Linked DNA regions of Mus musculus: all the other regions are linked to region 3. Evidence: chromatin loops called from intact Hi-C (ENCODE). Cell type or tissue: heart. All regions are shown on one strand. Region 1 holds the start of Neat1 (nuclear paraspeckle assembly transcript 1 (non-protein coding)). Region 2 holds the start of Scyl1 (SCY1-like 1 (S. cerevisiae)). Region 3 holds the start of Pcnx3 (pecanex homolog 3).

Region 1 (8,000 bases), 160 kb before region 3:
AGCGAACCACCTCCTTCTTCAGCCGACAGCTCTCCTCCAGCCAGGGAAGCTACACCGTGGTGCAGCCCACCGACGACAGCCTGGAGCAGAGCTGAGGGAAGCCACGGCCAGCAGCAGGAGGACATCTGGGTGCCCTAGACACAACCAGGCACAGCCCTAGGCAGGGCCAGGCCACACTCGTCTCAGATGCTGTGGGCCTGGGTGGGGTGCTGTGCAGGGTCTGCTGGAGTTTCAGACCATGGAAAACTGACATCCAAGCCTTCCCTGAGCCTGGTGTGGGTAGAGCTGTGCTCCAGCCCTTTCTACAGCCTGCCTCTTCCTCTGCTCCAGGCTGGCAGCTGACAAACCCTGCTGCCCTCCTGCTCTTCCCCAAGTGCACTGGTCTTCCCTCTGGAGGGACTGCTGGCGGTTCCGATGGCAGGTGACTGAAGGCAGAGCTTGGGACCTGCAAGTTCAGTGTTTGCCTTCGGTCATGGGCCCTTGGTGACTTTATCTTGCATTCCTTCTGCTGACATTCCACCATGCTGGCCGGCCAGGCTGCCACCTTTTCCCCTAAGTTATGTTGGAACTGGAGGGCACCTCTGCAGGCTAACCCCTTTCTTGTTGGCCTTTACTGATGTCTCTGTGCTGAATGGTGGCTCTCCTAGGAACCGGTTCCATGCTGCACATAGGAAAAGCCCTTACATGTCCCTGGGCTGGATTGGCTGTCCCATACCAACCAGTTCCTTTGTTTTCCTGTGATCTGGGTTTAAGGGTTAGATTTTGCCTTGTCTCCTGTGCTCTGAGCTGATAAAGCCTGGGGCGTGGCAACTCCGAATTGCACTGCACTGTGGGATTCCCTGAGGCCAGCCACAGCGGCTCAAGCCACCTCTCTCCGAAGGACATCGCAAAGGCCTATCTGTCCCCAGCTCTGCACCCCTGGCAGCCTTGACTGCTCCTGGGAAGAGCTAGTTCTGGGAGTGGAGCTGTCCTGGCCCTTAAGCCCTTTGTACTCCCTGGGAATCCCCACTGGATCCCAGAGACATAGCTTAGCTTTGTCTTCTTGGTGGAAAGCCACAGAAATGGAAACCATCATCTCTGAAAATGAAACCAGTTTGCCTGCCAGTGAGCTCCAGAAGTTTTGGCAGCAGAGAGAAAGAAAAGGCTGACCTCACTATAAGGCATTGTCTGTAAGATGATGTCACCTGCCACTGTAGTTAACCCTTTAGGAGCCTTGTGTGTTCCCTGAGCTACCAGCCCACTCTTGGCAACCTTTAGGTCATCTTGACTGCTGTTGATGGCTTCAGATCATTATGTGAGGGGCCCAGATGCGTGTGCACAGGTACACAAACTCTACATTTCCATTTGAGCCTTTGAGTTTTTTAATTACCACATGTGCCTTAACCCTCTAGGACAGAGCACTGTTTTACTAAATAAATGTCTTGAGTGTTCCCAGTCTTTCCTATCACTGGACTTAATAAAATCATCACCTAGCACACTTTGGAATGGTTATAATATGGAATAGCCAGAGTATGGTAACCACACGTGTCCTGTGTGCCCATGGTATAGCCTCAGGTCTTCACCCCAGTAAAATCTCATCTGGTAGCTCCTGGGGACCGGTCTCCAGGTCTCCATAGGAACCAGGTCTGGGAAGACTTGGGCTCACTTCTGTCTGGGAGGAACCTGTACTTCCCCCACTGCAAGCTGTGGCAGCAGCGATGTTTGGAGCTTTGGCCCTATGGAATAAAGACCAGAGGTTGCAGGTTCAGTCTCACTGTTTTCAGAGGAAGGGAGCCACATGTCTTTTTCATTATTTAAGATTTATTTATTTACTTCATATATGTGAGTACACTGTCCCTGTCTTTAGACACACCAGAAGAGGGCATCGGTTCTATTACAGATGGTTGTGAGCCACCATGAGGTTGCTGGGAATTGAATCCAGGACCTCTGGAAGAGCAGCCAGTGCACTGAGCCATCTCTCCAGCTCCTGTCCCTTACTTTTGAGATGGGGGTCTCGATAAGTTACCAATACTCGCCTTAAACCCTTGGTTCTGTCAGCCTCCTGAGTTCTGGGGTGATAGCTTTAAGGTAACTGGAACCGAGAGGCCATGAGGAAAGCCTGAGTTTGACCTGGATGGAGCCTTGCAAACCAGAGCAGCCTGGACCCGAGGGAAGAGTAAATCTCAGGGCAGATTCTCACTACCCGTCCTTGTCCCTGACTGGGAAGCCCTTCAGAAGTCTCTGGCACTCCACCCAGTCCAGGACTGTACCTGGGTTCAGATCCTTCCCCCCACCCCCAAGTCCAGTGCCTAGGGGTGGAGAGTCATTTCTGAGCCTGCAGAACAGCAGGTCCAGCTGTGACCAGCAGGGGGCAGCTGAGCCCTCTCTTTCTGTTGGGCTGCAGGCATCGTGAGTCAGCACTTGAGGCCCGGCCCAGCCCAGTTGTGGCGCCTGGAACGGAATGTACCTCCAGGGACAGAAGCCCTACTCAAGAACATGCACTCTTGATGGCCAGAACCTTCCCCGTGCCCCTGGGTTCCAGGTATATGAGAACCCCAGGATCCAGGACCATGAAATGGATTCTGCTTTGGAAACTGTTTGTTTTTCTGTAAAATGTCAACTCAGTCCCAATGTTCAAAGCCAGGAGGACTGTTTGGGGAAATCCAGAGGTGGGCAGGGCTTGAGGACAGTCACCTCATGTGTTCCACCCGGTTCCCACGGAAGCTGCTGTCTCAGCCCCTGGCCTTGCACTGCGCACCTTCCTCTTCCCAGCTGCCCTCATTCCCCACTCACCGAGCCCTCACCTAGTCTTCTGTCCTTTTAATGCCTGGGAGCAAGCCCAGGGCCCCGTGACTGCTGCATAAGCACCCTAGTACTAGAGAACCCGTTGACCCTCCCCCTTAACAAAAACAGGGGTTCTCCTTGTAGCCCCTGCTGTCTTAGAACTTGTTCTGCAGACCAGGCTGGCTTCAAACTCACAGAGATTTGCCTGCCTCTGTCTCCTGAGTGCTGGGATTAAATACCTCGGAGCTTGGTCCCAGTTTAAATTATTTTACATAAATACGATTTACAACAGAAAGACTAAAGAGGTCTCTAAGACCTCTCGGTTTCCTGCCACCTGCCAGGTCACAGGCATTTGGGTGGTTTCAGTAATGGTCACAGACACCCTAAGCCAATGAGCACGGCCCTCCTATACAAGGTCAAGATCAGCAAGGGGGTGTCACGCCACCCACTGTGCAGCTGGCAGAAGCCGGGCCAACCTCTGTGATTGCTCAAGGATGGCACTCAGACCAAAGCCAGGTTGTAGAAGGCTCAAGGACAGCCTAGTGAGCCCGTGTGGAGCAAGCTGGGGTCCCTGTGGTGGCAAGCAGGTCCTAGCCTGAGGATGTTCTCATTGAAGAGTGACCTGTGTGCTGGTCCCAGAGGAGGGGGAAGGGAAATACGACACCAGCAGATGGCCCTACAGGAACTGGTTCCTAGGGGGGAGGCTGGGAAAGGACATGCAATTCAAGGACTATAGGAAGCAGGGCCGTTTGTGAGCAAGCACCAGAGGGGTCATGGAGGTTACTGAACCCCCAGGGTAAACGAAGCCTGTCTGCTGGGCTACAGTTCCTACCTCCTGCCAGAGCACCTCTGGGCACAGAGAACTGGGGGCTGAGAAAAGAGGAAATGGTGTCAGAAAGGTGAGCTCAGGGAAAGGTCCGGGAAGGGGAGGGACAAAGAAGCCGGGAATCCAAGACCCTAGGGCCAGGGCCAGGCTAAGTGCTCAGCAAAGTACGGGGATAAATCAGAAACACAGCCCTGGGAGCTTTGGATGGGGGCTGATACCATCTCTGTTGCATTCTGCAAGTCACGGCCTGAAGTCTGGCTGAAGTTCTTCACACGCCCAGGACACCAGCCAAAGGCTTCTGAGACAAGAAGCACACAGAGCCCACCTAATGCCCAGGAAAGGCAGGGGTCCACACCTGAGCACCCTCCTGCTGTCTGAGGACACCCCCTCAAATCCCTTCTGCTTACATCTGGTCCTCAGAGCACCCTCCGACCCGCCGCCGCCGCCACCACCCCAGTCCTCGGGCTCACATGCACTGCAGCAGAGCTGAGCTCCTTGTTTGAGTCAGTCCACAAATATTTACCAAGAGCCCGCAGGATTCAGAGTGACCTTTAGAAAATATAAGCTGAAGTCATCCACGCTGGTGCCCACGTCTTGCCAGAGCTGTGGGCTCAGAGATCTAGGACACACTAGACAGAAACCCTGCCCCCACAAATCAAGTTGGGGGAGGGATGGGACAGACTGACTTATTGCTAGAGCTCCCTTGAGAGGTGACTTTGCAGCCCTGGCCTACAAGAGCTTATGATTGTAGGGAGACAGGGAGCCACTGGGTGAGATCTGTTTTCATAAAAAGAGTTCACTTCCAGATTTTTGCAACAGTGGGGGAAGGGTGAGAGATGGGCCCCTTCCCACCAGAAGAGCCTGGCAAATTTGGGGCAGGGCTTCTTTATCGGTTCCAGCTCCTGCCAGGGCAGTGAGTGCGGATGGGAAGGCTTCCTGCCAATGCGCAGTGACTGTGCAGTTTCCTGACCCGCATGTCTCAGGGCTCAGTGTGAAGGAGCCCGGGCAGAGGGGCCTCTGGCACCAGGAGAAGCACAAGGGAACCTAAAAACACTACAGCCTAGAAACTGGATCCATGGAGGATGGGGGCTGGAGTTCCAGAATATTCTCTTGTGGTAGCAATACTGGCATGGCCCTGCCTTTAGGGCACTTCGTCCCTTCTCTCTATTCCAAGAGATTTTGTAGGAAATTCTGAGTCTGCCTGGGTCTGGAAACAACAGGGCTGAGCTGACTTCCAAAGAAGATGAGGCCAGTGGGGGGCTGCCAGGTCCCTGAGAAAGAAATTGGAGCGTGCTCCCCCTTTAATCGGACATCACAAAGAGAACCCCATTTTGCTCTTTGCCCTCCATCCCAGAATCCCATAGCTGGGAAGGGGCATGCCTTAGAAACCAGGCAGGCTCCTCTGGCTGTCACCCCTCAGCCCCACCCACAGACCTGTTTACCACAATCTCCTGGAACAGCTTTTTTGATTGGGGGAGTTGCTGCTCTGCCCTAGTCCTTCAGTGGGATGGAGGTCCTCTGTGTGAAGGAAGAAACTCTGGGTATGTCCACCAGCGAAGGGTGGGCACAGCCTCGGCCCTAAGGCCTCCTCACCTCTCCCCTCAAATACATTGTTTCCAAAGAAAACTGTCCTTGAAGGCCAGGAGCCTCTGACACTGCCATCTTGCCCTTGAGAACTGGAGACAGTCCCTGGGCTGCTGCAGACTTGTGAGCACACAAATGCTTCATCTGTGCGTGACCAGGCGACCTAGCTTTACACAGCCCTAGGCTTGGTGTGTTACCAATTAACCCTGTTCCTACTAATTCAAAAAAAAAAAAGTCTCAAAAGCTGTTCCTGGGACTGAAGAATAATATGAAGGGAAATTGAAGGTGGTTGAACAATTGCCTAAGCACCTCAAAGTCAGAAAAGACTGACTCCACAGGCTAGGCCCGCCACAGGGAGCCCCTCCCTCCCTCCTGCTTTCATAGCCGCCTCCTGGCATTCTAGAACATTTTAACAAGCAACTCCCTGTTCTTGCAGGCAGTCACCGCCACCCACCACCGACACTTGGAACTGATGCCAGGCGGACATAGTGGTAATGTAATCCCAGCACTAAAAAGGTTGAGGCAGGAGGATGAGCCAAGAAGTACAGGCCAGTATGAGACAAAATGAGACCCTTTCTGGAATTAAAAAGAAAGAAAGATAAATAAAAGGCTGATTAGGTTAGCCCTTGGAGAAGGGTGAGGCGCAGGAATCTACGTGGCATAAGAACCGGTGAGCAAGCCAGCACTTGCCACATAATCACCCTCTGTGCTGGTCACATGAGAGAGAGAGTCACCAGTTTTCCGGGAACGGGAGGGTGCAGTCTAGGCCGGGCCTTGCTTGCAGATTCCATATGCTAGAGGCCGGAAAACAACCCCCTCCTTCCCTCCTCCGGGTTGCTAAGGGAGCCTGTTGTCACTGGGTGGTTTTGTTTGTAGAGTGGGTGTCGAGCCTGGGAGGAGACTTCCGGGCAGTTAATTCTGCCAGCTGCCTTTTTCATTCTGCGTGCTTGAACCAGCTTTTTTATTTTGGGGAGTATGGGGGGGGGGGGATGTGGAGGCAGGTGGCAGAAGAGCTGAGTAGATGCTTCATGGCGGGGTGGGGTGGGGGTGGGGGGTTGTCAGACTGTCCGAGCTCCTCACTGACATGGGCGGTGACAATTCCCCTTTTCAAAACCCTCACTAAGCCCTTGTTTGTGGACAACGTTTGCTTTTGGACCTGTGCTGGACCCCACCCCAAGTAGACAGCCAGCCTGGCTCCCCCAGTGGTCATTAAACCCACGCCTTGAACTCCACCATACACTGTCGCAGAGAAATGCAGCTTAAAAATATTTTTTCTCACTATACCACACCCAAAAGCAAAAATGTTTTCTAAAATCACTTAACTGTACTGGGCGCTCTTCAACCATAAACATTACATACACACATTCATTCTATATGCATGTGTACCATACAAAAGTCTTGCTTTATCATAGCTTGCAACCACCTTTCCCGCAATTTAATTAACCTTAGACGCAATTAAGCATTCCACCCAAGCTGCTGGGATAGTTCTTCCCCACCCCCACCCTGCTGCTGCCCGCACTGACGTCACCCTGCGAGCAGGCGGCGGCAACGCCCGAGAAGTCACGCGCCCGGTCCCGCCCCAACCCCCCCACCCCTACCGCCTGACGCGCCACCGCAGAGATCCCTCCGCCACCGAGTGGAATTTTCCAGGCTTTCTGCCGGCCCTACTTTCGGACCTCGTCGGGGCGTGGTGACCTGAGGCGACCCGTGTACTTTTCCTTCAGCGCTGACATTCGGTGTGACCCTCTTCCCCAACAGCTGACCCTACCCTTCAGCAGCAAAGGGGACTTACTTATCCCCGGTGGTGTTCACCGCCCAAATATCATCTTTGGATATGCCCTTCATCCTGTGACGCACCGCTAGGAGCAGAAAAGGATCATTGAGCAATCTGAGGGAGTGGCGGTTGACGGAGGCCATGACCCGCCCCTCGTGGGCTCCTTTGGCTCTGTGGCTAGGTCGGGGAGGAACTTTTTTTTAAGTGCCCGTGGAGGAATCGTTCCGTTTAGCAGTGTTTGGGTGACGCGACACAAGAGTATAAAAGCAAAAGTTGTAACCTCCACCTGTAGGAGTTAGTGACAAGGAGGGCTCGCTCTTGGGGCTAGTGGTGGGGAGGCAGTGGCCAGTTCAGGGCTCAGATGAGAGAGGTGGCAGAATTAGAGGCAGCCACTAGGATGGGGGTGCGAGGAGAAGCGGGGCTAAGTATAAAGGAGACTAGATTTTGGGACAGTGGACGTGTGGAAGGCAGCTTCCAAAGCGCCTTTAACAATCCACAAAGAACCAGCAGCTTTCAAGACCAGGCTATCCCTGCTGTCTGCTGGCACTTGACGTCCAGGAGGGCACAAGTTTCACAGGCCTACATGGGGGCAGTGTCCTAACTTGAGTGGCAGAGCAGCAGTTGATGGAGACGGGTGGACTGGGGGCCCTTGAAGGCCCCGGAAATCATAGAGGACAGGCAGTGGGGCAGGACTAGGTGCGTAGTGGAGGTCGCCTTTGATCTTGACAAAACCAGCAGACCCCTTTTTTTCCAGATAAGGGGTTGTGAACCCACCTGGGGATGAGGCCTGGTCTTATGGAAGGTGGACTTAGCTTCGCTGGGCGGACAGCTCTGGCCCAGGGTGGTATGTAATTTGGGTGTGGCCTGTCTGCACCCACTTCGGGGTGCGAGGGGAGGCCGGAGGAGGCTGCAGAGACAAGTTGTTTTTACTGTCAGGTCTGCCAGGCGGGGACCATGGAGATTGAAGGCGCAAGTCTTGGGGCCACATTAATCACAACTTTATTTTTCAGATAGCAGTGCCCTCTCTGGACTTTGCCTAGGTTCCGTGCTTCC
Region 2 (8,000 bases), 80 kb before region 3:
CCAGGCTGGCCTTGAACTCAGAAATCCATCTGCCTCTGCCTCCCAAGTGCTGGGATTAAAGGTGTGCGCCACCACTGCCCAGCCAGCCTTTTCTTTTAAAAACTATTTATTTTTATGTGCACTGATGTTTTGCCTCCATGTATGTCTGTGTGAGGGTACCAGGCTGTCTGGAACTGGAGCTACAGAGAGTTGTGAGTTGCTATGTGGATGCTAGGAGTTGAGCTTGGGTCCTCTTAAGCCCTGAGTCATCTCTTCAGCTCCTATAGACTTTCCTTTTTTCTTTAAGACTTATTTATTTTTCGTATGTGAGTACACTGTCACTCTCTTCAAACATGCCAAAAGAGGGCATTGGATCCCATTACAGATGACTGTAACCATGTGGTTGCTGGGAATTGAACTTAGGATCTCTGGAAGAGCAGTCAGTGCTCTCAACCACTGAGCCATCTCTCTAGCCCAGACTTTTCCTATGGAAGTATGTATTAGTCAGGGTTTTACTGCTGTGAACAGACACCATGACCAAGGCAAGTCTTATAAAAAAACAACATTTAATTGGGGCAGGCTTACAGGTTCAGAGGTTCAGTCCATTATCATCAAGGTGGGAGCATGGCAGTATCCAGGCAGGCATGGCACAGGAGGAGCTGAGATTTCTATGTCTTCATCCAAAGGCTGCTAGTGGAAGACTGACTTCCAAGCAACTAGGGTGAGGATCTTATACCCACACCCACAATGACACACCCATTCCAACCAGGTCACACCTATTCCAACAAGGCCACACCTTCAGATGGTGCCACTCCCTGGTCCAAGGATATACAAACCATCATTTTCTACTCCCTGGTCCCCATAGACTTGTTCAAAAACATGAGTCTATGGGGGCCATACTTAAACATAGCATAATGCAAAATGCATTTAGTCCAACTTTCAAAGTCCTCATAGTCTATAGCAGTTGCAACAATGTTAAAAGTCCAAAGTTCAAGGTTTCTTCAGAGATTCATTCAATTTAATTAACTGTAATCCCCAAAGCAAGGCAGGAAACCAGCTGGGCAAATTCCAAACTCTGCATCTCCATGGCTGATGTCAAAGCCGTCTTCAGATCTCCACTCCTTTCTCATCTTTGTTGACTGCAACAAACTGCTTTCTCCTGGGCTGGTTCCACTCCCTGTTAGCAGCTTTCCTCAGCATGTATCCCATGGCTCTGGCATCTTTAACATCTTTGAGTCTCCAAGGCAATTTCAATGTTACAGCTTCTTGTTTCAGTGTCTGGGATTCCACTTGATCTTTTGGACTCCTCCTAAGGGCTGGCATCACTTTTCCAGCTCTGCCCTCTGTAGCATTCTAAGCTCAGGTTGATCCACTCCACTATGGCTGCTGTTCTTGGTAATCATCCCATGGTACTGACATCTCCAATACACTGGGGTGTTCCACTCCAACTAGGCTTACCAATAGCCTCAGGCAAACTTTTCAGACAAGGGCAAAAAGTAGCCACATTCTTCACCAAAATACCACAAAACCAGTCTTAATGCCACATTCTGAAAATCTTCTCCTTTGAAATCTCTTGGGCCAGGTCAACACAGTTCAAATCACTCCCAGCAACAAAATCTTTCATATTCCTACTAGGATGACCCATTAAGCCTCATTTAAAGCATTCTACTGCTTTCCAAATCCAAAGTCCCAAAATCCACATTCTTTCAAATAAAAGCATGGTCAGGCCTATCACAGCAATACCCCACTTCTGGTACCAACTTCTGTATTAGTCAGGGTTTTACTGCTGTGAACAGACACCATGACCAAGACAAGTCTTATAAAAAACAACATTTAATTGGGGCTGGCTTACAGGTTCAGAGGTTCAGTCCATTATCATCAAGGTGGGAGCATGGTAGTATCCAGGCAGGCATGGCGCAGGAGGAGCTGAGATTTCTATGTCTTCATCCAAAGGCTGCTAGTGGAAGACTGACTTCCAAGCAACTAGGGTGAGGATCTTATACCCACACCTACAATGACACACCCATTAGGTCACACCTCCAGATTGTGCCACTCCCTGGTCCAAGGATATACAAACCATCACAGAGGTATTTTCTTAATAGGAGTACACTGGGCCAACCATATACAAACTATCACAGGGTATTGGCGCTCCTAAAACTGGAGTTATAGGAGGTTGTGGGCCAACAGAGGGTGCTGAGAGACATTCTGGAAGAAAAGGTTTATTCCTGGCTTTGCCATGTTCCAACTGCCAGCTCAGCTCAGTGACTCAAACATCATTCCCAGCTTCAAGCTCCTGCAGGACTCTGGCCAGCACCCATGTCCACTTTGGACATACTTCTCTAACAACAGTTTCCCAGACCTCTCAGGACATTTGTGTCACCCCTTGCCTATCTCCACCTCAACCCCACTCTCAAGGTCTCAAGTACCTTTATTGTAGTAACTAAATTCCTCGCTGAACCCCAAATCTGCCCATTGCCTGTTGAAGGAGCGTTTGGCTTAAGAGATAACCATTGGAGTTTGGAGAGACCAGGGGTTAAGAGCACTGACTGCTTTTCCAGAGGTCCTGTGTTCAATTCCCAGCAACCACATGGCAGCTCACAACCATCTGTAATGGAATCCGATGCCCTCTTCTGTTGTGTCTGAAGCCAGCTACAGTGTAGTCATATACATAAAATAAATATATCTTAAAAAATGAGAGCAATAACCATTCTCCTCACTACTATTACTTTCCAATCATACTGCCTGCCACTAGTAGCCTTTCTTTTCTATCTCCCCATCTCTTTCCACCCCTGCCCCCCCAGGTTTAGATAGGCCCTATTGTCACGCTCACTTCCTGAACCCCTCCCCTCTTCATTCTACAACGGTTGCACTCACTACTCTCTATCACACTCAATTTTTCTATCTATACAAGGCCACAAGTTGGGAGCATTCAGATGACCATCTTGGCTCACCCTTCCGGTCACGCTCCGCCCTGCCCAGGGAGGTCTGCCTTCAGTCCAGCCTCACTCCCGCAAGGCCCCACCCTAAAGCTCCGCCCCAACTCAAACCCCGCCCATAGACCAGACTGGCTCCGCCCTCGCCCCGCCCCGCCCCGGCTCGGGCGGCCGGAGGACCCGGAGTGGAGGCTCCCGAGCCCGTGGCGGCGGCGACGATGTGGTTCTTTGCCCGGGACCCGGTCCGGGACTTCCCGTTCGAGCTGAGCCCTGAGCCCCCCGAAGGCGGGCCGCCCGGGCCCTGGATCCTGCACCGAGGCCGCAAAAAGGTGAGATACTGCGCTGCTCCGAAGGCCGCGGCCGACCTCGGCCTTTCCTACTATGTATGCCGGCTTCGCTGTGTCGCGCCGGGCCTGACGTGGCGGCGACCGAGAATCCCGGCAACGGGCTGGGGAGCGGGGCGAGCAGTGACGACGTGGCGGGCGGAAGGACCGAGGGACGGACAAGCAAACCGGACGGGGGTCACGTGGGCCTGGCTAGCTCCTTCAGGGCTGTCCTAGGGCGAGACTGGCTGGAGTCCCTTCCCTTCTGTTTTGGAGATGGGCTCGGAGCTGCTGTAGCCCAGGCAGGTTGGAGAGATCACCCGGCCCGTGCCTCTCAGGTTGCTCTGTCTGTCCTCCACCAGGCCACAGGCAGCGCAGTGTCCATCTTCGTGTATGATGTGAAACCGGGAGCTGAAGAGCAGACCCAGGTGGCCAAAGCTGCCTTCAAACGCCTCAAAACTCTCCGACACCCCAACATCCTGGCCTATATCGATGGGTTGGAGGTACCTGTCGCCCGATCTACCCATCTTACTCTCCTCAGGCCCTCACTTTGTACCCAAGTGCTTCAGTAGCTTCAGATTTGGTATCTTCTCCACTGCCTCTTTCCCTGTCACGCCCCTCATCTTCCCTTCCTCTTCTGGCACCGTGCCCTGATACCCCTTTTCTTACTCAGACAGAAAAGTGCCTCCACATCGTGACAGAGGCTGTGACCCCCCTGGGAACATACCTCAAGGCACGAGCAGAAGCAGGTGGCCTGAAGGAGCAGGAGCTGTCATGGGGGTTACACCAGATCGTGAAAGCCCTCAGCTTCCTGGTCAACGACTGCAACCTCATCCACAATAATGTCTGCATGGCCGCTGTGTTTGTGGACAGGGCTGGCGAGTGGAAACTTGGGGGTCTGGACTACATGTACTCGGCACAGGGCAACGGCGGGGGACCACCCAGCAAGGGGATCCCGGAGCTCGAGCAGTATGATCCCCCGGAGCTGGCTGACAGCAGTAGCAGAGCAGTCAGAGAGAAGTGGTGGGTGCCCGAGGTCACCGTACCTTGATCTGCCCGCACTGAGGCTCCTGGACTCTGGCGACCCCTAGACCCGCTGGGAAACCCCTTCCCTTGCTGCCTGCCTGGCAGGGGAAGCAGGATCTCAGGAGGAGGTGGTTGGCTAAGAGGGACAGAGTTTGGGTGTTCGGTGCTTCTGGATTTGAAAGCTGTGTGTTGGAGGCAGGTGTCTGTCCTTCTCTGAGCTTTGGTGTCTTTGTTAAATGGGGCTAATGAAACAAACTCCTTGGGGCGGAGGGCTCAGTTCAGGGACGCAGCCAGGGTCTGGGATGCAGCGGGTGCTTGGGACCTAAAGCAGGTTGGAGGCAGCACTAGCATATTCTAGGGAGCCCTGAACAGCTCTGGGTTACTGCAGGTCAGCAGACATGTGGCGCTTGGGCTGCCTCATCTGGGAAGTTTTCAATGGGTCTCTACCTCGGGCAGCTGCCCTGCGCAACCCTGGGAAGGTAAGTGCCCAGCCTCTGCCTGCCTCCTCTGTCCTAGGCCCTTCTTTCTTGCCACCCACCACTACTCTTTCCTTGACACGGAATCTTCTCTTACAGATCCCCAAATCCCTGGTGACCCATTACTGTGAACTGGTGGGAGCTAACCCAAAAGTACGTCCCAACCCGGCCCGCTTCCTGCAGAACTGCCGGGCACCCGGTGGCTTCATGAGCAACCGCTTTGTTGAGACCAACCTCTTCCTGGAGGAGATTCAGGTGAGCCCCCGTCCACGCTGGGATTCCTTGTCAGGACCTCTCACCTATGTTTTGGCGTCTCACATTTGGATTGTGTGGAGACAAGCATGTAGCTCACTGGCTTACTCCGGTTTGCTTTTTTATATAACTTAGGACCACCTGCCCAAGAGTGGTACTGCTCACAGTGGACTGGATCCTCCCACATCCATCACTAATCATAAAAATGTCCCCAACAGATTTGGCTGTAGGCAATCTGATAGAGACATTTTCTCAGTTGAGACCCTATCTTCCTAGGTGTAGAACTAACCAGCACAGTGGGGAATTGGCTTTCGGATGCCTGAGAGTTGTCAGGTGTTCTGATCTTCAATGTAAGATGGCATAGTATTTGCATATAATTTATATCCTTACATAATTGTGTGTGTGTGTGTGTGTGGTATATATGCATGTGTGAGGATGTGGACTTGCCTATGTGCAAATGTGCAGAGGCCAGAGGAGGGAATCAGGTATCCTGCTCTGTCCCTTGCTGCCTGACCCCCAGTACTTAGGGTTTCACTCAGGCTGGAGGCAGTAATTTCCAGTGATCCTTCTGTCTCCATCTCCATAGCCCTGGGGTTACAGGTGTGTTGAGTTATGCCCAGCTTTTTACATGGGTGCTGGGGATTTGAACTCAGTTCCTCCTTTTTGTACAGCAAGTACTTTTACCCACTGAGCCATTACCCCACCCCCTCCTGTATTCTTTAAGTTATTGGTAGCTAACTTACTAGCACCTTAGGTAGTACACGTCCTGTGTAAATAGTTACTATATCATGATATTTGGGCAAACTATGGCAGGAAAAGGCAGGCTGTACATATGTAGTACCGGCAATGCTTTCTTTCCTGATAATTTTGCTGTCTGGTTGTTGAATCCACACGTTGTGGGGGCGGGTAGTGCGGGCTGCTGTATACAGGTGAGCACACGGCAGGTGTTTGATGACTCCCCTGTCACTCAGCAATGACCTACCAGTCACTTCATACTTGCATTGCTGCTCTGTTCCTCATGGGTGCCACACAGAGTGCTGGGGAGGAAGGAGAGTCAGATCTGCCCTCGAGGACCCAGCACAGAGCAAACAAACAGGTCCCCACCTTTGTGAGCTCTCATTACAGGAGAGAGACAGGAAATATTTCTGAGCAAACCTGTGCTCCCTGGGTTAGTGCTGGGAGGAAAATGTCTGAGGGTCCCTTAGAGAATTGTGCCGGGACCTGAAAGACTCAAGATAGGAGCCATCTGGAAGGTGACTCGGGAAAGATGGTCCCCGGGGACAGAAGAGCACCTCTTGAATCTCAGCGTCCGTGTCAGTGCAAGGGAGTCAACAGCATCCAGCAGCTCTTAGTGACATAGTGACAAAGGGCTGCGGCTCTGCTCTGACCTAGCTGATGGAGGGGACACAGAATCAGGAGCTGGGCAGGACGTGGCAGACCTCAGAGGAGCAGGGTGCATTGTTGGGGTGAATCAGGAAGGCCAGTATCTTATCTTATCTTTTCTTTTCTTTTTTTCTTTTTTTCTCTTCTCTTCTCTTCTTTTTTCTTCTTTCCTTTTTCTTTTCTGTTTTTTTGGTTTTTTTTGAAGCAGGGTATCACTCTGTAGCCCTGGCTATCCTGAGACCCACTATGTAGACCAGGCTGGCCTTGAACTCGAAGAGATTCTCCTGCCTTTGTCTCCCTGAGTATTGGGATTAAAGACATTATTCACCATGCCTGGTAGCAAAGTTTTATATCTTGAAGCAGCAGCTGGGATTCCCAATATCTCCTGGCCAGTGTGGCAGTGTGGGGGTACTGGTTGTTGTTGTTATGTGGAGTTCTCTTCACATGACTGACTCTGCCAGGCTGCCTGTCCCCTGAAAATGTGCCCCATAGAAAATGGGCAGATTCTGGCTAATCTCCAGGAGAATGTGGGAGTGAAGAGAGCCCTCTGTGACTCTCTGGAAGGGTGGCTTGGCTGTGATTCGCTCTCTTTGAACCTTGTCACCTCCCTGCCTCCTTGCTTCCCACATTGGACTACATAGCTCCAAGCCTCCTTGGCATTTTGCACCTCAGCCAGGGTCACTGCTTCTGGGCCAGGCTGTTCCTGAGGGTGGCAGTAAAACGGGACACGGGGCTTTGGGTAATGACTACCCAGATAGTTGATTTTCTTCTTCCCGTGGCAAGGCCTCACTATGCATCCCAGGATGGCCTTGAGTCCTCCATCCTGCCTTGGTCTCCCCAGTGCTTGGAAGGCACGTGCCACCATGTGCCACCGTGACCAGCCGTGGGACCTTTAACTCTCCTTGTCTTCCTTTGTAATGGGCAAGTGACAGCATTGTCCTGCAAAGTCACAGAGGGGTGCTGGTTACTTCTTAGCCGTCTTTACCAAGCTCCCTTTCTGTCTGTGTTTCAGCTTGCCTGTATGTGCTTTCCTACCTTGTAACAGTGCGGAGAGGGCTATTTAAGATACTATGAGTGGATGCTTTAGTTTTCAGTCTGTGCTCAGGGAGTTTGTGTTGTGGGTATTATAGCCTCAGGGTGGTAGTATTAGAAAGACTAATGACTGTCAAGCCTGGTTTGGCCCAGGTCTGGTAGAAGACCATGTGCCTATTTCCTGACTTTTTCTATGGCTCTCCAGAAACTGCACCCTGTGTATCAACCAGGCCAGGGCAAGGAGCCAAGTAAGATCCTTCACTTCGAGCTTCAGTTTCCTCGTGTGGGTTCTTGTGAACAGCAAAGGACACGCAGATGAAGGGGTTTGCTCTCTAGTGGTTGATTACCTTATAGGTTAAGTGACAGGGATACAGCAAAAACAGTCACTAGAAGACTCTAGCTCTATAGCCCAGGCTGGCCTTGATCTTGTGTTGCCTAGGCTGGCCTCCAGCTCTCGGTCTTCCTGCCTTCGCCTCCTTAGTGCTGGCCATGGTGTGGGTGGTCAGACCTGGCTCGCTGGCAGCTTTTATGAGCATTTTCTGGTTGAACGCTCAGAGCGGTGGTAGAGCTGTTATGCCAATTTACACTGAAGAGTC
Region 3 (8,000 bases):
CTACAAATGGAGTTTCAGGAGAGCCAGGGCTACGCAGAGAATCCCTGTCTTGAAACACACACACACACACACACACACACACACACACACACACACACAGAGTGAGCGAGCAAGCAAGAGAATCCATTGAGTGTCTTGTCACTCTGCTGAGGCAGGAGTATGAATCGGAACTTAGGCCAGGGAACGGGGAGGGAAGCCCTTAAAGAGCAAAGATCTCCTCCAGGAGGTCACAGCACTGTGACCATCACAACCTCTCACAGCAGAAGACTTCAGAAGACGTCTACAGCAGGAGTTGGGTGTAAAGAGAGAGGGAGGTGAAGGTTCTGGTCACACTTGGCAGGGGTCACACTTAGCTTTGGTCCAAGTGTGGCTACCAATCTCAGAAAAAGAGAGGCAACATCTTAGCAAAATCTTGCCAGGATAAAAACAGTTCAAGTGAGCAGCAGAGTAGCAGGGGACCACGTCTGAATCCTCAAGGGCCCATCAGTGGTGAGCAGTGCCTTCTGTTTTGAGCATGTGGCAGGCACACCCCCAGCTCTCTTACAGGCTATCAGTCAGGGCTGCAATGGGACAGGATAGGTACTGAGCGTGAGGAAGGGGGGAGGGCATCTATGTGGCCAGGTGAGCCAGGAAGGGCTTCTTGGAGGAGGAATCACACCAGGTTTTATCTTCAAAGGCCTGAAGCCAGAACCCGTTTCCCGGGTGATTTGGCATTAAGGCCTGACCCCTACCCACACCATCCGTTCCCAGGTCCTCTTGTTCGTGACTCTGTTTCCCTCTGAATGCTTCAGTTCTGGTGCTCTTCGAGCGCAGACACAGACGCTGCCACCTCTGGGCTGCCTCCATCCACTCCAGACTCCTGCCCCCTCTTACATGGCAAGACAGCAATGATGCGCTCTACCCACTGTCAACATGCCCTGCGTGGCTCTTCTCTGCCCCCACTCCTGGCAGACTTCCTTCCAGTTTCTCCTAGTTCAGGGAATGGTGTTGACTCCTCCTACTCCTCTTTTGCACTGGGAGTGAGTCTGGCTCCGATAAGGCAAATGTACCTCACAGGTTGTCCAGGAGTCTTAGACCAGTTCAGACATTGAAAAGCCTTTAGCCTGGGCCTGACGTGTGGCAGAACTCTTCTCAATGTCTTTCGGCATAGAGATCCTGTGCTCACGTCTGTCAGAGCCCACTCTTGCTCTCCACCCTTAATCCTAACTTCCGCCCTCCAGCCCCAGGTCAGCCTGCCAAAGGCAGCAGGGACCCGTTGTTAGGCCTGTGCAAGCTCATCTCAGGAGGAACCACAACAGGCTGGGGCAGGATGGGAGAGAGCACAGGTTCTTTCCGGAGCCAGGACCCACCCTCCACTGAGGACTTGCTCCTGCCTCCAGCCTGGTCTCTAGCACACATGGTTGCCCACAGACGGGCAGAGCACATTCTGCATCGTGTTCTTAGGCAGGGAGCCAACCTGCCTCTTTTCTCGTTGTGGAATCTGAATTCTGGTAAGAGGCAGCACTTGGTGTCTCAGGCCTCTATCTGCAGCCATTCTGCTACCTCCGTCTCCGCTCTGGGTTTTGTAGGCACCTCACCTCTGCGTCCTCAGCTTCTCCTCCAGCTTGTTTTGCATCCTGCCTGGGTCCTAAGTTATTGTTGTGATGCTCGATGGAGACCTTGGGCCTGGGAGGTCAGGGGCCACTCAGAAAAGCTGCAGAGCTCAAAGCTTGGGGCAGCTTCCCAGCCGTCTCCTTACTGTCCCCCCACCCCCTCCTGGCCTTTGTCAGGCTAGGGAGTAGCCTGGCCAGCTCACACCTCTTCCGCTTTCCTCTCATGGTCCCTACTTCTCCTTTCTAGGAGGCCTGGGCCAACTTGGGGGGGGTATTCTTTGGGGGCAAATTGGGGGAGGTCAGGTCCAGGCCGGCTGGCTGGTCAGTCCTGTGACTCGTGGGCCTGGAGAATTCCCCCTTCTCTCGAGGCCAGGCCTCCTCACAAGGCCCCCATTGTCCAGGAAAATCATGCCATTGTTTCCTGCCTGATTCCCCCCCACCCCAGCCCAGGGACTCCCCCCACCCCAATCCCACAGACAGCAACTCGGGCCTAGGACTGGGTCTGCAAGGTTGGATGCCAGGCTCAGAGGCTGAGGGCACCTTGCCTGCCCTTCACCAACACCCAGACTCTGAGAGGGAAACAGGGGAACTAGGGCCTGGAGGGGGGCAATCCCTGGCTCCTTCCTCTCCCGAAACCCCTCCACCCCCAGCTCTTTCCTCCCTTGCAGGCAGCTGGGCCAGGGAGGGAACAGAGCTGGAGCTGGGGCAGGAAGCCAGCCCAGGGGCAGCAGGAAACACAGGAAGCGGTGTGGAGGGTGGGGAGCAGGGGCCTGGACTATTGTTCCATTTTTTTCTGGAAGGAGAACGGAGGAAAAACAGAAGACAGGAGCCCCCACCCCCTGGGCCTTCGGGGAATCCCCCTCAGGCTAGTGGAGGGAGCATGTGTGGGGGTCCCTATATGCCTTGGGCCCACCCATTCTGCTCTTAGATGATAGGGGGTGGTCAGCTGACATGGAACTGGGTCCCCTGGCTCTGCTGCTGCTTTCCTTTGGCCCCTGTTTTACAGTAGCTGAGGCCAAGATGCTCAAAATGTCCGTGCTGATGCCCCTAAGAATCTCTGCACTCTCCTGTCACGCAGGACCATGTCCACTACATTTCCTACTGTCCCCAGCCCATGCCCTCTGCTCCAGCAGACCCAGGTCCCGCTGTCTCCACATTGCTGACCTCTGCCTCTGAGCCTGCACTGTGGTCAGGCCCTGCCCAGACACCCACCCAACCAAGTACTTCACTAAGTGCTGCCTGTTTTGGACTGGCTTGAAGCCTGCCCACTTCAGGAAGCTGTCTGAACCTGTCACCAATTTTTCCTGGGCCTATGACAGGCAGCGAATGGGAGTCCGAGATAGTGAGAGATGGAGTCTCCCTTCATATTTGCATCCCTGGCCTGGGGGACCCCTGCTTGCTGGGCATCCTGGGTCAGGGCTTCTGAAGGTCCTTAAGCTGCTCTGGTCTCATTGTTCCCATTCTAGGGAGGCTGAAACTGAGGTTCTGAGGTGAAATAATCGGCCGGAGAACATGTAGGCAGGAAAGAGTGGGATGGAACAGCCTTAGTCTCTGAGCAGGGAGGAGGGTCTTCCCTGCTGAGATCTCTGTCCTGAAGGAGCTGCCTATGGGAGAGGGAGGGAAGCAACACCACGTTTGTAAATCTCGGAAGGGGAAGGCTGGAGGAGCAGCTTCCAGAAGACTTCCCTGAGGTGGTGACCACGGTAAAGCAGGGTGCTGAAGGGCCGCCTGAGAGAGCTCAGTTTTGAAAACTTGTCAAAACTTCAGCTGAAGACTGGGACTAGGGACTCCCAGGACAGAGGCAGAACTCTGCCAGGTTCCGGGGATTCCTGTTTTGGGGGTCACTGATAGGCCACGGGTATTCCCTGGACATCTAATACTCCTCTCAGGAAGGAGCTTGTGAGGCCAGCATCTCCCTAACTAGGCTCAGCTGAGCTAGGAGACGTGTGCACCTGGGCCTCGGCTGGGCCGTGCTCCGAGCCTCCCCGTGCCCATGCTTCATGCCCCTGGAAACTCACTGTTGTTGGACTTCAGGTCTCGGTGTATCACAGGCACCAGAGCCTCACAGTGCAGGTAGTGCATTCCTCGGGCAATCTGCACAGCCCAGTTGACCAGCACATGGGGGGGCACACGCCGACCAGCCAGGGCCCGGCTAAGAGGCCCACCAGCTGCATACTCCATCACCAGGCATAGGTTTGGCTCCTCCAGGCACACAGCTTTGAGGGCAATGATGTTGGGATGGGCCAGCATGGCAAAAAGCCGGGCCTCCTGTCGAACACTCTCAGCTGTTACACTGATGTCCTCATCAGGGTCCTGTCGGGCTGCCTTCACAGCCACCAGCTCCCCTCGCCAGCTGCCACGGTAGACCTTGCCGAAGCCACCGATGCCGATCACCTCCTCCAGTCGCAGCTCCTGGAAGCTGGCCACCTCACAGGGGGGTGGGCCTCCACCCCGAGATACATAGTTGGATGGAAAAATGCCCACCTGGCCACCCACCTGGCCCGCCCACCAGCCCTCATCTCCTGAGATGGCTGCATCCCTGGACAGCACCTCCACACGGTCGCCCTTCCTCAGGGCTAGTTCGTCCTGCCCATTGGGCTCATAGTCGAACAGGGCTGTCCAGACAGGATTGGCATAAGCTGCTGTTGCCTTCGGAGACCCCTCCGGCCGGACTCCACCGGTACCCCCGCCGCCCCCACTGCCACTGCCGTTCCATGACCCCAGCGGGCTCTTGAGGAAGAGGTTCTTCAAGGGCTCCATGGCAGGGAGCCGGCGTTGGAATGTGTGGGGGACCTTCTTCGGGTGCCCGTGGTATCCACCCCCGCTGGCTTGTGAGGCCCTAGAGCCGGAACCTGGGCATCCGGGCCCTGGCCCTCAGCCCCAGACCCACGCCTCTCTGGGGAGCCAGGAGTGTCGCCTCCCGGCCCCCCGCATCTCGGGCTTTTGGAGGAGGGCACCAAGGGCAGTGTGGTCAGGCTGGAGGGGTGGGGCCCACTGGCCTCCGGCGCCTCACCATGGCTGAATTGGAGCAGCAGAGTCCCTCAGTTCCGAAGTAGTCCTGGGAACCTGGCTTCAGCGCCCGCCTACCGTAAGGTGGGGCCTGCCAGGGTCAGCGCCCGGACTCTGGTTGTTGTCTCCAGGCACAAGAGGTAAGAGAAAGTCCCCAGTTGAGCCGAAGCTACCTCTTCTTGGGCTAGTGCCTTGGGCCCCGACAGCTCCGACCCCGGTCCCTTCTTCCTCCTCCCTTTGTACTTTGGCCCCGGGGGCGGGAGGCAGAGGTGGAGGGTGGAGTTTCACTTTTTTCCGCTCTTCTCCCTCCTGCAGGAAACAGCATCAGATGACGTGGGCGGGTTGCACCGCTCCCCTCCCGGAGGCTCCCGGCAGCTGTGCACGGGAGTTCCCGGGGAGGTTGGCCAAGAGAGGTAGAAGGCGGGCCAGGTAGTTCCTCCCGCCTCCCCCGCCCCCAAACACACCGGCACAACTCTAAGCCTTACGTTAGGTGCTCCTCTGCTCACGGTCGAAGTGGATCTCTGCAAAGACAGAGAAGAATCCTTGTGTCTGAATTCTCATCAGCCAAATCACCCTTGTGATTGCCTCAAAACCAAAATCTGGTCTTGGCTACGAAGTTGCAGAGCTCTTTAAGATTCGTTCTTTCCATATATGAAATAACAAGATACCCTGCTTTTCAGTGCTAGAGGGGGATGTGAACAGAGAAGTTTGGGACTTCAAAATCGGCTTACACTTGAAGCTCTTGGAACCATTTAAAATTATCTTCCTTTCACCCGAGAGGCAAAAACCTGAAACTGTCGTTCAGAACTTTGCCCGGGATTAGATTCAGAGTTGAAGGGCCTTCAACAACCTCTTCGTTAGTTCATCACTTGTCCTGTGTCTGTTACTTTAAGAAAGCCTATGTCATCCTGTTCGACTACTCAGGCCTGATCAGGATCACTCTCTGCTTCGGCTAAGCTCTGACCCGGAAGTAGAGGCGTAAGCCAAGCGACAACCATGATTTACGGTCTCGCACTAAGGAGAGGCGGCCCAAGTCGGGGGTGTGACCCGGTAACGCAAACTGGAAGTAGCCGTGAGGAGTCCCATTCTCCAGCTTTTCCCCGCCTCCTGTAACGCATTGGAAAAGCTTTGCGCCAGTCATCAAGTCGTTACCCAATGGCGACTCACCCGGCCGTCCCATATTTTGGTGGCTCTAGAATTTGACTGCGCGCGCGCCTAAGATACCTCTGCATCCCGTCACTTCGCTACTTCTCCGCGCTTGCGCACTTCTGCCGCCAGGTTTTCCTTTTCCGGGTCCCAACAGGTTCTAACGGGCGCATGCGCCAGTGCAGGCTGGCAGCTCGCGGCTCCTTCTTCCGGCCTCCCCTTTGCGCCGGCACCGGTAGAAGCGGGGCGAACGCAGAGCCCCAAGCGAGTGACCTGCGACCCCGGAAGTGGACCTCAGGGTCCCAAGGATTTCTCCGGTCCGGAGCCAAGGGACCTATCACTGGCACTCCGAGAGCACCTATTCCACGCCCACCTCTGGATGCCGCCGACGGGTGCCCAGCCCTTGCCCTGCGCCTGCTTTCAGGCTCGGCGCTTTACAACAGTTCTGGGCCACCGGAGGGGGCCCAGGCCCCGCCTCTGATGCAGTCCCACCCCAGTATCCCGGCCTGATCCGCTGACTGCCTGGGCCGGCCCCGCCCCCTGCCTGTGCCCTCACCCTACCAATCCCCTCCCCCGTCTGGGGGAGGCCATGGCGTGAAATCTAAGTCGGACCCCGGGACCCTCGGGCGCCAGCGGGGCATGGGCCGGGGGCCGCCCCCATGAGGGTCCCGGGAGGAGGGCGTGCGCAGCAGCGGCTGGGCCATGGGGTCTCAGGTGTTGCAGATCCTGCGCCAGGGGGTGTGGGCCTCGCTCACTGGGGGATGGTTCTTCGATCCGCATCAGAGCACCTTCTCCAACTGCTTCCATCTCTATGTCTGGATCTTCTTGCTCATCTTTCCCTTCTTGCTGTACATGGTGAGAGGCTGCCACCACCTGTAACTATGGCGAGAGGGAGTGTAGTCTGGAGGGATGGGCATCTTGAGTCCTGGGGCGTGGAGTGAAGCGAGTCACTGTAGAGTTCACTGTAGAGTTTACTTTGGTTTTATATAGAGGAAAGACCAAGTCTTTTCTGCATGGAGTGACCTTGAGCGCCTCATTTAATCTACCCGGTTAAACAGAGGGCTACCCCTAACAGGGCTCTTTGTACTGTTGCATGAAGGGGTGATGAAGTTTTGTAAACCGATGAATCCTAGTTCTTTACAGTGGTGGCAGGTACACCCTCAAGGGAGCAAGGGTTTTGTGAGAAAGGATCCAACTTAACTGTCATCTCCAGGTCCTGCCCCCCAGCCTGATGGTGGCTGGAGTGTACTGCCTGGTGGTAGCTGTCATCTTTGCTACCATCAAGACTGTGAACTATCGCCTGCATGCCATGTTCGACCAGGGCGAGATTGTGGAGAAACGCAACTCTACCATGGGGGAGCAGGAAGAAGAGGCTGCCCAGGGGGAGAGCAGTCTCCCAAGGTGAGTGGCTGTGGGCTGTGTCAGGGATTGTCCTTTCTCTGTGCTTGGGATTGTGGCTGTGTCTTGGAGGATAGAGAAGGCTGAGGGGACAATGGCTCTAAGTACTTGCTGTAGTCAGGGTTAAAGCAGTCGAAGGGAGTCTTGAGGAGGAAGGGGTGTTACGGATGGCGAGAAGAAACCGTAAAGAGAGCACAGCTGAGAGCTTCTGCTCAGCTCTTCTTCCTGTTTGCAGGGACCCTGGTGTGGAGATGACGGTGTTCCGGAAGGTGAGCTCCACGCCCCCTGTACGCTGCAGTTCCCAGCATTCTGTGTTTGGCTTCAACCAGGTTTCGGTGAGTAGGCTCCCCTCGCCGCTGTCCTGGGAGTCAGCCCCTGGTGTGGGCCTGCTCCCAGCCTGCTCCTGGGAGTCAGCCCCTGGTGTGGGCCTGCTCCCAGCCTGCTCCTCGGAGTCAGCCCCTGGTGTGGGCCTGCTCCCAGCCTGCTCCTGGGAGTCAGCCCCTGGTGTGGGCCTGCTCCCAGCCTGCTCCTGGGAGTCAGCCCCTGGTGTGGGCCTGCTCCCAGCCTGCTCCTCGGAGTCAGCCCCTGGTGTGGGTCTGCTCCCAGCCTGCTCCTGGGAGTCAGCCCCTGGTGTGGGCCTGCTCCCAGCCTGCTCCTGGGAGTCAGCCCCTGGTGTGGGCCTGCTCCCAGCCTGCTCCTCGGAGTCAGCCCCTGGTGTGGGCCTGCTCCCAGCCTGCTCCTCGCTCGCCCCGCTTGTTTATTCGTTCTCTCTCCCCTGTCTTATCAGGAGTTGCTGCCCCGGATGGAGGATTCTGGGCCCCTCAGAGGTAGGTGGCTGCTGTTCTGGGCTGGGTG

The links. Hi-C counts contacts between places; a loop is a spot of excess contacts. Peaks named below come from ENCODE experiments on the same cell type or tissue, not always from the same donor. Only the 100,000 strongest peaks of a DNase experiment are listed, where the experiment ranks them.
Region 1: a loop joins it to region 3, with 2.0 times the contacts of the local background. A loop is called at or near these places in 5 of 42 quality-filtered maps.
Region 2: it touches region 3 in a loop (2.9-fold over the local background); 3 of 42 quality-filtered maps call a loop at or near these places.

Annotation. Positions count from the first base shown.
Region 1 is chr19:5,844,716-5,852,715 of GRCm38, reverse strand. It overlaps Frmd8 (FERM domain containing 8), which reads left to right. Exons shown (of 11, transcript NM_026169.4): 11 at 1-1,742. The coding sequence ends at 95. Neat1 (nuclear paraspeckle assembly transcript 1 (non-protein coding)) reads left to right here and starts at 7,238. Exons shown (of 1, transcript NR_131212.1): 1 at 7,238-8,000. In heart, CTCF peaks have their summits at 3,439 (motif pointing right), 6,385 and 7,089; DNase peaks (open chromatin) are centred at 2,405, 4,525, 5,985, 7,065 and 7 weaker places; H3K4me3 peaks cover 6,517 bases; H3K27ac peaks cover 7,447 bases.
Region 2 is chr19:5,766,461-5,774,460 of GRCm38, reverse strand. It overlaps Scyl1 (SCY1-like 1 (S. cerevisiae)), which reads left to right and starts at 3,042. Exons shown (of 17, transcript NM_023912.3): 1 at 3,042-3,241; 2 at 3,598-3,738; 3 at 3,909-4,258; 4 at 4,650-4,740; 5 at 4,837-4,992. The coding sequence starts at 3,131. In heart, no CTCF peak of the experiment used is centred here; DNase peaks (open chromatin) are centred at 3,030, 3,350 and 3,990; H3K4me3 peaks cover 2,105 bases; H3K27ac peaks cover 1,751 bases.
Region 3 is chr19:5,686,599-5,694,598 of GRCm38, reverse strand. It overlaps Pcnx3 (pecanex homolog 3), which reads left to right and starts at 5,691. Exons shown (of 35, transcript NM_144868.3): 1 at 5,691-6,602; 2 at 6,961-7,148; 3 at 7,381-7,480; 4 at 7,933-7,972. The coding sequence starts at 6,450. Map3k11 (mitogen-activated protein kinase kinase kinase 11) reads right to left here and starts at 5,468. Exons shown (of 12, transcript NM_022012.3): 1 at 5,333-5,468; 2 at 5,087-5,122; 3 at 3,611-4,910. The coding sequence starts at 4,352. In heart, CTCF peaks have their summits at 4,614 and 5,870; DNase peaks (open chromatin) are centred at 1,778, 2,298, 4,888, 5,668 and 5 weaker places; H3K4me3 peaks cover 7,013 bases; H3K27ac peaks cover 6,721 bases.